3 separate regions of the Homo sapiens genome follow, and regions 2 and 3 are each linked to region 1. Evidence: read pairs that join two places in POLR2A ChIA-PET (ENCODE). Cell type or tissue: A673. All regions are shown on one strand. Each heading gives the region's core, and the rest is flanking DNA. Links, peaks and the distances in the headings are about the cores only.

The links. ChIA-PET counts read pairs that join two places held together with the same protein. Peaks named below come from ENCODE experiments on the same cell type or tissue, not always from the same donor. Only the 100,000 strongest peaks of a DNase experiment are listed, where the experiment ranks them.
Region 2: POLR2A ChIA-PET joins it to region 1 with 5 read pairs; 5 of 35 experiments call an interaction of 5 or more read pairs at or near these places.
Region 3: POLR2A ChIA-PET joins it to region 1 with 7 read pairs; 13 of 35 experiments call an interaction of 5 or more read pairs at or near these places.

What each region holds. Positions count from the first base shown.
Region 1 is chr3:141,858,783-141,863,173 of GRCh38, forward strand. It overlaps LOC105374134 (a long non-coding RNA gene), which reads left to right. Exons shown (of 3, transcript XR_924551.3): 3 at 2,102-2,441. Among named protein-coding and RNA genes, the nearest start is that of ATP1B3, 16 kb to the right of the region's middle. RefSeq lists an enhancer at 1,839-3,186 and a silencer at 3,545-3,839. In A673, for the core only: no CTCF peak of the experiment used is centred there; a DNase peak (open chromatin) is centred at 2,469; H3K27ac peaks cover 783 bases.
Region 2 is chr3:141,623,071-141,627,461 of GRCh38, forward strand. No RefSeq gene overlaps it. Among named protein-coding and RNA genes, the nearest start is that of RASA2-IT1, 100 kb to the left of the region's middle. In A673, for the core only: no CTCF peak of the experiment used is centred there; no DNase peak of the experiment used is centred there.
Region 3 is chr3:141,752,904-141,757,294 of GRCh38, forward strand. It overlaps a transcript of GRK7 not described here. Among named protein-coding and RNA genes, the nearest start is that of GRK7, 8.3 kb to the right of the region's middle. In A673, for the core only: no CTCF peak of the experiment used is centred there; no DNase peak of the experiment used is centred there.

The sequences.
Region 1 (4,391 bases), core at 146-4,145:
TTCAACTCTAGAAACTAGAAAATAACAAATAAACCAGAGAAGGTAGAAGGAAGGAATTAATAAAGATAAAACAGATAATATGAAATAGAAAACCCAACACAATAATTTGATGTTTTAACAAGCTCAAAACATAGAAAGCCTTTGGCAAGTATGAACTAGGAAAAAAAACAAAGAAAGAAAGAAAGAAAGAAAAAAGACACTATAACATCAGAGAGGAAAACAGAATGCAGAGATTTCAAATTTTTTAAGTGCTATGTGCAGCTTTATTCCAATGAATTTGAAAATCCAGACCATGGAGAATGGCTTTCTAAAGAAATATAAATTACCAAAATTGACTCAAGGAACAGAAAGCCTGAACTTATCAATAGTAATATAAGAAATAGTCAAAGATCTACCTTCAAAAAAGAAAACAAGTCCACATGGTCCATAAGGCAAGGTTCTACCAAGAGTTCAAGGAGGAGATAAACCCCACATAATGTGAAAGATGGAGAGTTTACCAAGAGCAGACTATCACTTTGCAGCTACAGATGCTGTATAACGAAGGTCTGGTCCATATAAATTACCAAAATTGACTCAATGGGGATGACCACAATTCTGAATTCCTAAGCTTTTGATCTCATGAAAACTAAAACAGGAGCCTTGACCAGAATGGTTGTTACAGCAGGTTCACATATTGAATGTTTGCACTTGTTGTTCATATGACATTGATAATAAGTTTCCTTTTGCTTATGTTACGAGGTGTTAGGTGATAGTACAGTTTATTTGGCCCATCTTTTTTGTGTTCCTGTTGGCTGATGCAATTCAATGTTAACAATTAAGTTATTTTCAGTGAGATTCAGGGCATTCAACAAATTAATAATTCAGGTGTGAATTTTTCTGCTTATTAAAAACTTTAAAAAATTAAGGTAAAGTTAAAATCTATGCCCTAAGTGAAAATATGAACACTCTTATACTTTGTTAGGCGAGTGGACAAGTGATTCTATGCCAAGGACATCTGAGATATATGGGAATGACTCAGGCATAGGAGTTTTGGACTCCAGGTCAGGCGAATCTAGTTACCGGAGGGGACAGAGAACAACCGCCTCACTGAGAAACTGGGAGGGGACTGTAATTACCAGGGACTTAGGAACAGAGCAGGGGTCAGCCAGGAACAGGAAGGTAAGGCAGACACCAGTTACTATAAACCTGGAAACTAAGGCCAAGGCAGTGGCAGGATAGAGTCAAACCAACCCTATCCTAAGCATTGACCCCAGTGTTGAAGGAAATGCTGAGCCTGGAGAGGAGGTGGGGATAGTTAAGAGACAGCCAAATTTCCAAGTCACATTTATTGCACCAGACATATTAACTGCTTCCTCAGAATCTCAATTCCTGCCAGAAAAGACTGACAGACTACTGCTATGAAAAGAAGACCCCTTTATTTCCTGGGTCCCTGGGAAAAAAATGATGAAGACAACAAGCCTTTTGTTTGGTGTGTGCACCCGCCTTCTAACCCTGAAGTTAACCCCAGAAATCAAAACACATTCACTTTAGAACACTGGCACATCTAAGAAGCCCAAAGTGCCTGAAGGGCATCATATAACTAAGCCCCCTTTACAAAGACTTGGCAAGTCAACACTTTGTTCTAACTTCCAAAGTAACAGTTTGAGGATCAGTTCTACATGTAAATCTGGGAACCACAAAAGGAAGTTAATCTCTGCTAGTACCAGCCTGTTGGAGACAGTCCATCCCCAAAGGCCACAGGCAGCAAGTGGCTGTGTCAGCTCAGAAGCCATACTCTTGGGGAATGTCCCACAGAACACAACACGAGGCCAAGATGCAGGCTGAAGCTAGGATTTGAGTTTCTTGGTGGCCAACTTTCATTTGTCATAGAAATAACATCCCACCTTTGTACTGTACTGCCATTTCCTCCCTCAGCACTATGTATAAGACTCCTGTTAAAATGTTTACTGTGATTTTGAGTTGAATCCTGGTGAGAATCAAAGGACATTTTACTTCCTATCATTTTCCAAATTGAGTCCCCAGGCCTGCTATTGTCTTTCTCAAGTTTTCCAACTTGGCCTCCCTTTTTCAGTTCTTCTCTCACTTTCTACCTTTACTTTAGGTGTGCCTGCCCTCAACCCGGGACACTGGAGCTAGCACCAAAGCCTACACGGAGAGGATCAGGACATCCTGTTGAGCACCAGAACATTTCCTTCCTCAAGAAAAGGAAATACAAATGGATTTATTCTCAGGGCTACAGATTTAGGAAAAAAAAAAAAAAAAGCTGTGCTTAACACCAGGCCACTGTACAATCACCAGGACTTTTCTGGATGTGGAGCAACTTCATTTGGTTATTTCAGAATGCTTTGTAAACACGGCAGACACGGACAAAGCGTGGTTGAAGCATTTCAGTTGTACTTGTCTCTCATTTTCTACACGTGTTTTCCCAAAAGCTGCTTTCCCAAAAGGAGCCTGGGGAGAGGCCTTAATCATCTGTTATCTCTCTTGCAGCTTCCTGCTCAGCCAGTGGCAAGATCCAAAATATATATGAGCATTTCCTGTTCTTTCTCATTTTGTATAACCCACATGTTAGAGAGATTGAGTTGTCTGATCTAGCTCCACATAGGACTTAGGTGGCACGTGAAAACCTAAGTCCAACCACTAAATGCTCTAATTACCCCTCATCTTAACCTAGGTAAAGGATGATCTCTTTCAAGACGTAGAATGTGCTTATCTTTCCTTGGACATTCAAAACAAAACAAAACAAGAGTCTGTTTTCAAATGTCAATGTCAAATCACAATATCATTGTATGTCTTGTATCCAGAAAGGATCTTAGTGAATATATAGCCCAAGAGGCTTAAAGTGGGGCTGTGAATAGCTTCGGAGGAGTCTATAGCTCCCTAAATTGTGAATGATAGAAATACATCAGGGAGATGTGCTTGGGTAGGGTGTGTGGGAAGGTGGATGGCTGTTTCTCTTCCTTTCCTAGATACCTGAAAATGTAAGGAACCAGGCTAAAAATATGGAAGTTTTTGGGAAACCTGTTTCCCTAATCTCTCTCATAATTCTGTTTTCAGTCTGAGGACAAGTTCTTGGTGCTTGCTCTTAAAGAAGAGCCTGGAAATGGAGTCGAGACTTTGCACATAGTGAATCCTGAAAAAATGTTTGTTGAATGAGTTAACAAATGCATGAATGACTCTAGGTTGAAATGCTAGTTATTTAAGGCATTTAAATAGAAGGTTGTGGCCAGGCACAGTGGCCCACGCCTATAATCCCAGCACTTTGGAAGGCTGAGGTGGGTGAATCAAGACCAGGAGCTCAAGACCAGCCCAGCCAACATGGTGAAACCCCGTCTGTACTAAAAATACAAAAAATTAGCTGGGCGTGATGGCAGGTGCCTGCAGTCTCAACTATTCGGGAGGCTGAGGCAGGAGAATCGCTTGAACCAGGGAGTCAGAGGTTGCAGTGAGCCGAGATCGTGCCATTGCACTCCAGCCTGGGCAACAGAGCGAGACTCCATCTCAAAAAATTAAAAAAAGTAATAAATAAATATTATAAATAGAAGGTTGTACGATTTATCTTGCCTTCCCTCTTCTTAACACTATTCCAAATTTCTGCATGATGTATTTAAGGGGCACTGACTCCACCCCCAAGGTCAAGATTAGATCCTGTTGGGCTTGACTCAATCAACACATTCCATCTGTCTGGTCTTTGATGATTACTTTAGGATGAACACAGTACCCAAGTCAGGGCAGTGCTCACACCTGTAATCCCAGCACTTTGGAATGCTGATGCAAGATGATCACTTGAGGCCAGGAGTTCGAGACCAGCCTAGGCAATATAGCAAGACCCCATCTCTTCAAAATAAAATAAAAATTAAAAATTAACCAGGTGTGAGGGTATGCACCTGGACTCAAGAGACTGAAGTGGGAGGATCCCTTGAGCCCAGGAGGTTGAAGCTGCAGTGAGCCATGATCACACCACTGCACTCCATCTCGGGTGACACAACAAGACTCTGCCTCAAAAAAAATTTTTTTAAGCTATTGATAATGCTAAGTCTCTCTTTTCTACTGGATTTGAACCTGAAAGCATGTACGCTCTGAAGCTTCTGGAAATTAACCCTGAGGTGATGAAACCAATAAATGGAAAGCAGGAGTTCAGGATTTGTTTATATCATTGGGGCGTTGGATGAAAACTTTCCTGAAGCCAGTAACGTCCAGAGTTTTCAGCAATATTCATCCCTGTAAATTTCCTTTTTTTTTTTTTTTTTTTTTGAGATGGAGTCTCACTCTGTCACCCAGGCTGGAGTACAGTTGGTGTGATCTTGGCTCACTGCAACCTCTGCCTCCCCAGCTCCAGCAATTCTCCTGCCTCAGCCTCCCAAGCAGCTGGGATTACAGGCACCTGCCAC
Region 2 (4,391 bases), core at 204-4,203, 240 kb before region 1:
GCCAAACAGACGAGCCACACTCCTGTTGCACGTCCTGCGTGGAGGGGTCAGGGGACTCTCCCGTTTTCATCACCATGTTGCCCAGGCTGGTGTCAAACTACTGAACTCAAGCAATCCACCCACCTCAGCCTCCCAAAGCGCTGGGATTACAGGCGTGAGCCACCACCCTTGGCCTCCAGGAGGAAATTTTTACTGTGTCGAACCAAAAACTGCCTCCTGCAGGCCCTGTCCTTCCCCCAGCCCTCTGTCCCTCCACCCTGCCTCTTGAAGGCAGCCCCACCCAGTTCTGGAACCGTCCTGGGGGCAGAAAGGACTTCAGAAGCTCCCACCGCAGCAGCATGTGGGTTCCGCCTGGGCTAGGGTTAACAGATTTAGGAAATAAAACACAGGACACCCAGTTAAGTTTGAATTTCAGAGAAACAACAAATAATTTATTAGTCTAAGTATGTTCCATGCAGTACTTATGTATTGTATCTGGCAGCTGTCCTCTCTCCACACACACAGGACACAGTCCCTCGGGAAAAGGAGCCCCTGGGGAGAGGCGCTCTGCCCTTGGCCCGCCTGTGGCTGCTGGTTCTGAGGGGTGGAAGGTGCCTGTTGGGGGTGCGCCCCTGAGCTCTAAGCAGGATGCAGTCAGCTTATGAGGGACCATCTTCAAGTCTCCAGAAAGTCCTAAGTTCAAGGAAAGGATAAAACTCCAAGCAGGCCCAGGGTAGCCCCAACCTCCCTGTCCCATGGACCCCTCCTTCCTCCCTCCAGCAGGGCCTCCCCGCCCAGCCTCAGTAAGGACTTGGCCCCAAGAGGCCTCTCTCAGGTGACTCACTGGGCACCCGGCCTTTGCTCCATCGGTGGAATCGCACTGGTGCGGATGTGTCTCAGAGCCTGGAAGCTGGAGTCAGGGCCCTAGGCTCCTTTCCTTGCTGTCATGTCCCCTTAGACAAGTCCCTTGCTCACCCAGTCTCCACTCCTTTTGCTGGAAATTGGAGACTAAGGCCTCTGCCTCCCTCAGGAAGTGTGTAGTTGGTGGTAAAGGAGGACACCTGTGTTCGGGGCAGTCATTATTCTTTGGGGCCCTAAATCTAAGTCCATGCAAGGGTTCACCTCTACGGCCATCTGCTCTTTCCCATTTGAAAACGTAATAGCGTGAAGAGTAGCTTCGGGACAGGCTCCAGGGACCCTTTAAACTCTTCTCATAGAAAAGATGCGGCCAGGCGTGGTGGCTCATGCCTGTTATCCTAGCACTTTGGGAGGCCGAGGATGGTGGATCACCTGAGGTCAGGAGTTCGAGACCAGTCTGGCCAACATGGTGAAACCCTGTCTCTACTAAAAATACAAAAAAGTAGCTGGGTGCAGTGGCATGTGCCTATAATCCCAGCTGCTCTGGAGGCTGAGGCAGGAGAATCGCTTGAACCTGGGAGGTGGAGGTTGCAGTGAGCCAAGATTGTGCCACTGCACTCCAACCTGGGCTACAGAGGGAGACTTGGTCTCAATGAAAGAAAAAAGAAAAGAGAGGAGAGGGGAGAGGAGGGGAGGGGAGGGGAGGGAAGGGGAGAGGAGGGGGGCTCTACCCTGTATAGAAGGATTAGTCACACCTCATAGTAGAAAGGCCCCCTCCATTCCTTGCAGTTCAAAAACCCTCATTTTGAATCTTTTCACATTCCAATAATCATATTTGCAGAGCATCTTTGACTCTTTTTCAAATTCCCACATCATCTAAACTTTCATGGCCTTGGGGAGAGAACCTAGTCCACCCTTCTAGCCCCACCCGGCTCTGCCTCAGTGCACAATTCTGCCAGTATACAGCCCACCCACAGTCCAGATCACCAGGTGCAGGCAAGGTTCAGGTGCCAGACACTGGGGTCAAAGTGGACCAGAGTTCTAGAAGCAGGGATGCGAGCTAACGCAGAGGGCATTCATATGCATTTCATGAGCACTCTCTTACATAATCCTCACAACGGTCCTGACACCGAGGGAGATTCTGCTGCCCAGAGAGGGTAAGTGGCCATCCCAACAAGGAAGGTATGGCCCAGAGCAGTCCAACTCATCAGGCCAACGGGTGGAAGCCTGAGTGCAAGGCTTAGAAAACTTGAAGGCAGGCTAGCACATGCTCAGTGCCTCTGTGGGAGGCTCAGCTACCACTGAGGAGCAAGGGCAGAGGCACAGGATGCAATGGGGCCGCTGACCAGCCTCCGAATGCAGGGGCCCAGAAGGGAACCTGGAGGACCAGGAATGGGGGAAGCTGGATGAGGAAACAGGAAGCATCATGGCAGGCACCTGTGATGTCTAACCTGCAGCCCACCTCAAAGATGCCACATCTGACGCCAGACAGCCCAGGAGTGCGCCCCTCTCGGGTCTGAATGGGCCCAGCAGGAGGTGTGGAGGACAGCCACGTGAGACAGCAGGGGCCCAGCCAGAGCCCAGGGGGACAGGTGTATCACCGGCCCTGGAGCCCTGAAGTTCATCCCTCACATGCCCTGGTGAAATGCTTCCCAGCACCAGACCTAAGCTGGGCCCAGACACAGGGCACTGTGCCAGGATGGGCCCTGAGTCACCCCTGCCCTCCCAAGCTCAGAAGCCACCTCCACCCTCATTTCCCCACACTCTGCTCTGCTCCTTCCTCAGTGTAGACTCCTGACGAGCCCACTGTCCCTGCACCTCCAGGCCCAGGCCTCAGGCTTACTGGACACTTGTTTCTAACTCTCGTTCACTGACAGAGTTTTCTGCCCAGTCCTGCGGATCTGCCCACCCGGGACAGGCAAGGGGCCAAGGTCAGGCCTCAGACTCCCTCCTCTCTGTGGCTCAGTCCCAAAAACTGACTGGGCTCAGATACTTAAAACTTTAAGGACTTTCTCCCAATATTGTGGATGCTCTGTCCCAAGTTCAGACAGCCACAGAGAATCCAGGATAATCCTCTCCCAGCACAGTCATCCCAGGGAGTGACCACATCTGAGTACCTTCCAGGAAATTGTCAGGTACCAGGCAGATTCTTGACCCTTGAAACAACCCCTTCACCCAGAGCCTGGGAATCAGCCAGAGGGTCCTTTCTCACTCGCCCTCCTTAAACCCCCTATTGCAGTTCAATCCCTGGGAGATGGAGTGTTTCTTCTCAGGCTTCTGCAAATCGGTTTCCCATCTGAGAGTTAACATTTTAGGGAGCTTTGGAAAGAAAGAGAAACATTAGACCAGTGGCTCACCAAGTGTGGTCCCCAAGACTAGCAGCATCAGCATTACCTGGGCACCTGCTAGAAATGCATCTTTCCAGCCAGGCGCAGTGGCTCACACCTGTAATCTCAGCACTTTGGGAGGCTAAGGCAGGTGGATCACAAGGTCAAGAGATCGAGACTATCCTGGCCAACATGGTGAAACCTTGTCTCTACTAAAAATACAAAAAAAAATTAGCTAGGTGTGGTGGCACACGCCTGCAGTCCTAGCTATTCAGGAGGCTGAGGCAGGAGAATCACTTGAACCTGGGAGGCAGAGGTTGCAGTGAGCCGAGATCGCGCCACTGTGCTCCAACCTGGGTGACAGAGCCAGACTCTGTCAAAAAAAAAAAAAAAAAATAGAAATGCATCTTTGCAGGCCCCAGCACAGATGAGTCAGCCACTGCGGGGTGAGCCTGAGCCATCTGTTTCACAGGCCTTCCAGGTGATTCTGACGGTGACTCAAGTTGGAGAACCCCTGCTTTTAGCACCCTCCAAGCTGATCTGGAAAGGTGATCAGGTGCTGTAGACCTCCCTGACACCTGCTGCCAAAGGGAAATCGGCCGCCTGCCTCTGGAGGGCACAGGCAATTCCTGGAAGCACCGGGTCATCCTGCAAGCCTCCTCTGACTTACTGTAGGTGTTAACACTGAGGGGGAGCCCCGAGCTGAATCCAAGTGGCATGGAGCCACCCAAGATAAAAAATTAAAGTTCTCAAAATATTATTGTTGGGAGTACTTGGGAAGGCTCTAGTGTGGTGCCTTTTACACAAATATTGTGAATCACAATAACTGTGTTTATCTTCTTTTTCCTTCAGCAAATAAGGAAACATCTGTGGGGGTGCTGATATTTATTTATTTTTGAATGAGCATCATAATAGTGGAAATATTTTGTATGTGATTATAGAACCCTGGGGCTAAAGCACTGCCCCTGAGGAGGAGCGACGAGTTAATTGGTAAATAATGTAGACATTCTCTTCTAATTAAGAAGACTTAAACGATAAATCCTTGTTTTTTAGGTGACATCGCTTGGGGCATCTCTATAAAATGCAAGGTCAGCCCAGTGGGGAACGAAGGTAGTCCTAGCAGAGTGTGCCTGGCCCAACAATCTCAAATTATACTGCCTTTTCTGGACCTCAGTTTTCCCTTGTTTCTCTGCCTCCTGGAGGAGCTGAGAAACCAGGTGTAGCTCT
Region 3 (4,391 bases), core at 204-4,203, 110 kb before region 1:
AAGGCAGCTATCTGCCATCCCAGGAGAGAGCACTCCCCAGCCATCAACCCTGCTGGCACCTTGATGTTAGACTTGCCAGCCTCCCAAATTGTGAGAAAATACATTTCTGTTGTTTCAGCCACAAAACCCAGTCTATGGCATTTTGTTTGGCAGCCCAAGCTGACTAATACCTGCCTAAGATGACACTGGTGGAAGGAAAATGGTCCGAATGCAGGCAGTCTGGCTCTGGAATCCACATTCTTCACTACTTGCTTAACACTGTCTCAGTAAAATACCTTCTCTGAACCTATTTTCCTCCAAAATTGCTTTTTTAAAGTTTGTTCACATATTTTGGTTTTTAGTTCTGTAAAGCTACAAACAAACTTCATTTATAGAGATATTTTAGAGCTGTATATTCTGTTTTCAACTCTTGGCCAAACCATTTCGTGGTGTTCTATACAATTTTATGGTGTTTTAGTACAGTGGTTCCCCAATTTTTTTGGCACCAGGGACAGATTTCATGGAAGACAATTTTTCCACAGTGGGGTGGAAGATGGTTTTGGGATGAAACTGTTCCACCTCAGATCCTCAGGCATTAGTTAGATTCTCATAAGGAGCGCCCAACCTAGATCCCTCACATGCACAGTTCACAATAGGGTTGGCGCTCCCATGAGAATCTCATGCTGCTGCTGACCTGACAGGAGGCAGAGCTCAGGCAGTACTGCTTGCTCGCTGCTCCCCTCCTGCTGTGCAGCCCAGTTCCTAACAGGCCAGGGACTGGTACTAGTCCATGGCCCAGGCACTGGGGACCCCTGTTTTATTATACTGCTGTCATATCTGATCTAAATGCAAATGTTCATATGCTAAAAAGGGAATTTATGTTTGTTTTAAAACACTAAGAGCATATGAAGATATCATTGGTAAAAAATACTATATTAACATAATTGGTACAGTTTTCATAAATGCTAAAACAATATTGGAGCAGATTATTACTAACATTTATCAATAGTTTCAAATTTGGTTCCAAGAACAGATAATGTGGTGAAAGTGTTAAGCCCTTCTGCTCATGCAGAAGTATAATGATGTCTCAATACTGGGGTTCCTTGAAAAATCAATTATGTCTTTGATAAAGCCAGGTTTAATAAAGAGATAATGGTGCATAATATAAGCAGTTAATTTTGTGTTTAGTATGGTATCTTCTTTCAAACACTAGTGAATCAGCTGGCAATACACTTGGCAACAAATATCAGAAAACTGCTGCTGCTTAAACAGATAAGGGTGTCACTGTCCTGCACAATAAGAAGTCCAGGGGTAGGAAGTCCAGGGCTGGTACAGCAGGTCAGTGGTGCCATCAGAAACTAGGCTTTCTGCTGTCTGCTCTTGACCATGTCAGAGTGATGGCTCATTCTCCTGCCCTCTCTCTCATGTTCCCAAGATGAATGCTGTATTTTCAGACAGGCCTCATATTTATGTTCTTGGGAAAAAGGATTTTTTTTTTCTTTAGCAAGACATTGACTTGTACTCGGTGAAGGGCTCCCCTCACCACTGTCTTTTTTTTTTTTTTTTTTTTGAGACAGGGTCTCACTCTGTCACCCAGGCAGGAGTGCAGTGGTGCAATCTCTGCTCACTGCAACCTCCACCTCTACCTCCTGGGTTCGAGCGATTCTTGTGCCTCAGCCTCCTGAATAACTGGGATTACAGGTGCATGCCTCCCCGGTGTCTTTAGTCTGTAGTTCACTGGCCAGAATTATGTCACCTGGGAAAAATCAGAGATGAAGCTTTTGGTTTTCCAGCTTTCACAGTAAAGGAAGAAAAGGAAAAGAACAATTGGGAATGGATGTTGAATGACTCAACATAGATTATCAGCCACAATTGATATTAACAATTAACAATTGCTGATACTTGGGTAGTTGCTGCTACATATACTTTCTTTTCAGAGCCTCTTAGAATTGGAATCTTAGAGATTATTTTATCTCTGATATGACATCTTCATGTTTATATTTTTTAATATGCCAACTTATAAAGCAAAGTTTTTTTAAATAGGCTTTTAAATGGACATATCCTTTATGACACAAATTTGGATAGTCCTTAAATAAAAGTATACATCTCAAAATATAACTACGTATGGAAAAAATATGATGTTACATAAGCTGTAACACCACTTTCAGGTATTTTCTAAACTCGAATTTTATGCCAAGGTTCTAGAGAGTACCTGTTCTCTGTATTTTGAAACTCTGAATAGAAATAGCATGTGGTGGCTTTTACAAATAAAATGGTTGCTTCTATACTTGTCCTGACAAATTTAAACTGTTTGGAAAGCTCTAAATCCAATGTTCTTAGCCAGGTGTGGTGGCTTACACCTATAATCCTAGCTACTCAGGAGGCTCTGGTGGAAGGATCACTTGAGGCCAGGAGTTTGAGACAAGCCTGGGCAACATAGGGAGACCCTGTCCCCACCTCTAAAAATGAATGAATGAATGAATGAATCTAATGCTCTTACCCAGCAATTTTATTTCTATGACTGCTGCCTCAATGTCTCTACAACATTTAGCTTCTCTTAAGAATGTGGTCGGTCAACAGAATACTGCCTGAGAGGGCCATATCCTCAACAAGATTTATTAAAGAGGTGGATATTGGGCAAAAGAATTGAAAAGATGTTTCACAAAAGAAGAAGTCTAAATAGTCAGTTGGCACCTGAAAATGTGCCCATTATGCCTCATCAGAAAATCAAATTAAAATCACAATGAAACACCACTATATACCACCCTAGAATAGCTCAAATTAAATAGACTGATAACACTAAGTCTTGATGAACATGTAGAGGAATTGGAACTCTTTCATTCATTGCTAGCAGGAATGAAATATGGAATAACCACTTTGGAAAACAGGCAGTTATTTTTAAAAGTTAAATATATACTTACCCTATGATCTCTTCTACCCTATCATCTAAGGTATTTGCTCAAGAAAAATGAAAATATGCATCCACACAAAGACTTACAAAACAATATTCAAAGCTGCTTTTTAAAATGTTCATATTTATAATAATATCCCCAACCTGGAAACAACCCAAATGTTCATCAACAGAATAATGATATATTCATAGAATGGAACACTACTCAGCAGTTTAAAAAAAAAAAAAAAAAAGATGGCAAGCACAGTGGCTCACACCTGTAATCCCAAGCACTTTGCGAGGCCGAGGTGAGCAGATCACTTGAGGTCAGGGGTTCAAGACCAGCCCAGCTAACGTGGTAAAACCTCGTCTGTACTAAAAATACAAAAATTAGCCAGGTGTGGTGGTGCATGCCTGTGATCCTAGCTACTCAGGAGGCTAAGGCAAGAGAATCGCTTGAACCCAGGAGGTGGAGGTTGCAGTGAGCTGAGATCGTGCTACTGCACTCCAGCCTGGGCGACAGAGTAAGACTCCATCTCAAAAAGAAAAAAAAAGGTGGGGGGGTGAAAACAACTGATGCAGGCGACAGCCTGGCTGAATCTTTATAATCTTTAGATTATGTTGAGCAAAAGAATTCAGGCACAAAAGACTACTTAACTGTATGATTCTGCTGTCATGAAGTTTGAGAACAGGTAAAATCTATAGGGATCAAAATCAGAATGATTGTCTCTCAGCGAGGGGTATTGACTGGAAAAGGGCATGGGAAACTTTCAGCAGTGAGGGAAATGTTCCCTCTCTTGATCTGAGTGATGATTACCTGAAAGTATACATTTTATAAAACTCATTAACTGCACATGTAGGATGTATACATTTTACTCTATGTAAAACCTGAATTTTTTTTAAAAAAGAAAGAGATGGCTATTATTATTGAAGACCATAACCAACACCCTTTTACATTTGCTACTAAATGGAAAATAAAAGAAAATGCATTAATGGTGTTCCATTTGTCTTATTGTTCAACTCTTCAAGAAATCATTCAAATCAAAATAATTGTTTTTCTCATCTTGTTCTGGTCCCCTGTGGAGGTAACCTGAGAAAGCTCCTTGGAGTTCATTAGAAGGGCCACACTTTCAAGAAGTTTCTCAAAACTCAGAAGAAAAAAGTAATGGAAGAAGTGATTTTTTTAAGGGAAAATGTTTTATTAATTCCATCTCTCTTCTAGAATATTTTTCAGGGTTTTAAATGTGCAAAATCTTGGAGCTACCCCCAATTATAAGACGAAAATTTTAGTGTAGCCTGAAATTCCTCACTGAACTCTGAACTCCCACTTTTCTGACAATACGCTTAGATCTTCTTCTTTTTTTTTTTTTTTTTCTTTTTTTTTTTTTTATTATACTTTAAGTTTTAGGGTACATGTGCACATTGCGCAGGTTAGTTACATATGTATACATGTGCCATGCTGGTGCGCTGCACCCACTAACTCGTCATGTAGCCTTAGGTATATCTATCTCCCAATGCTATC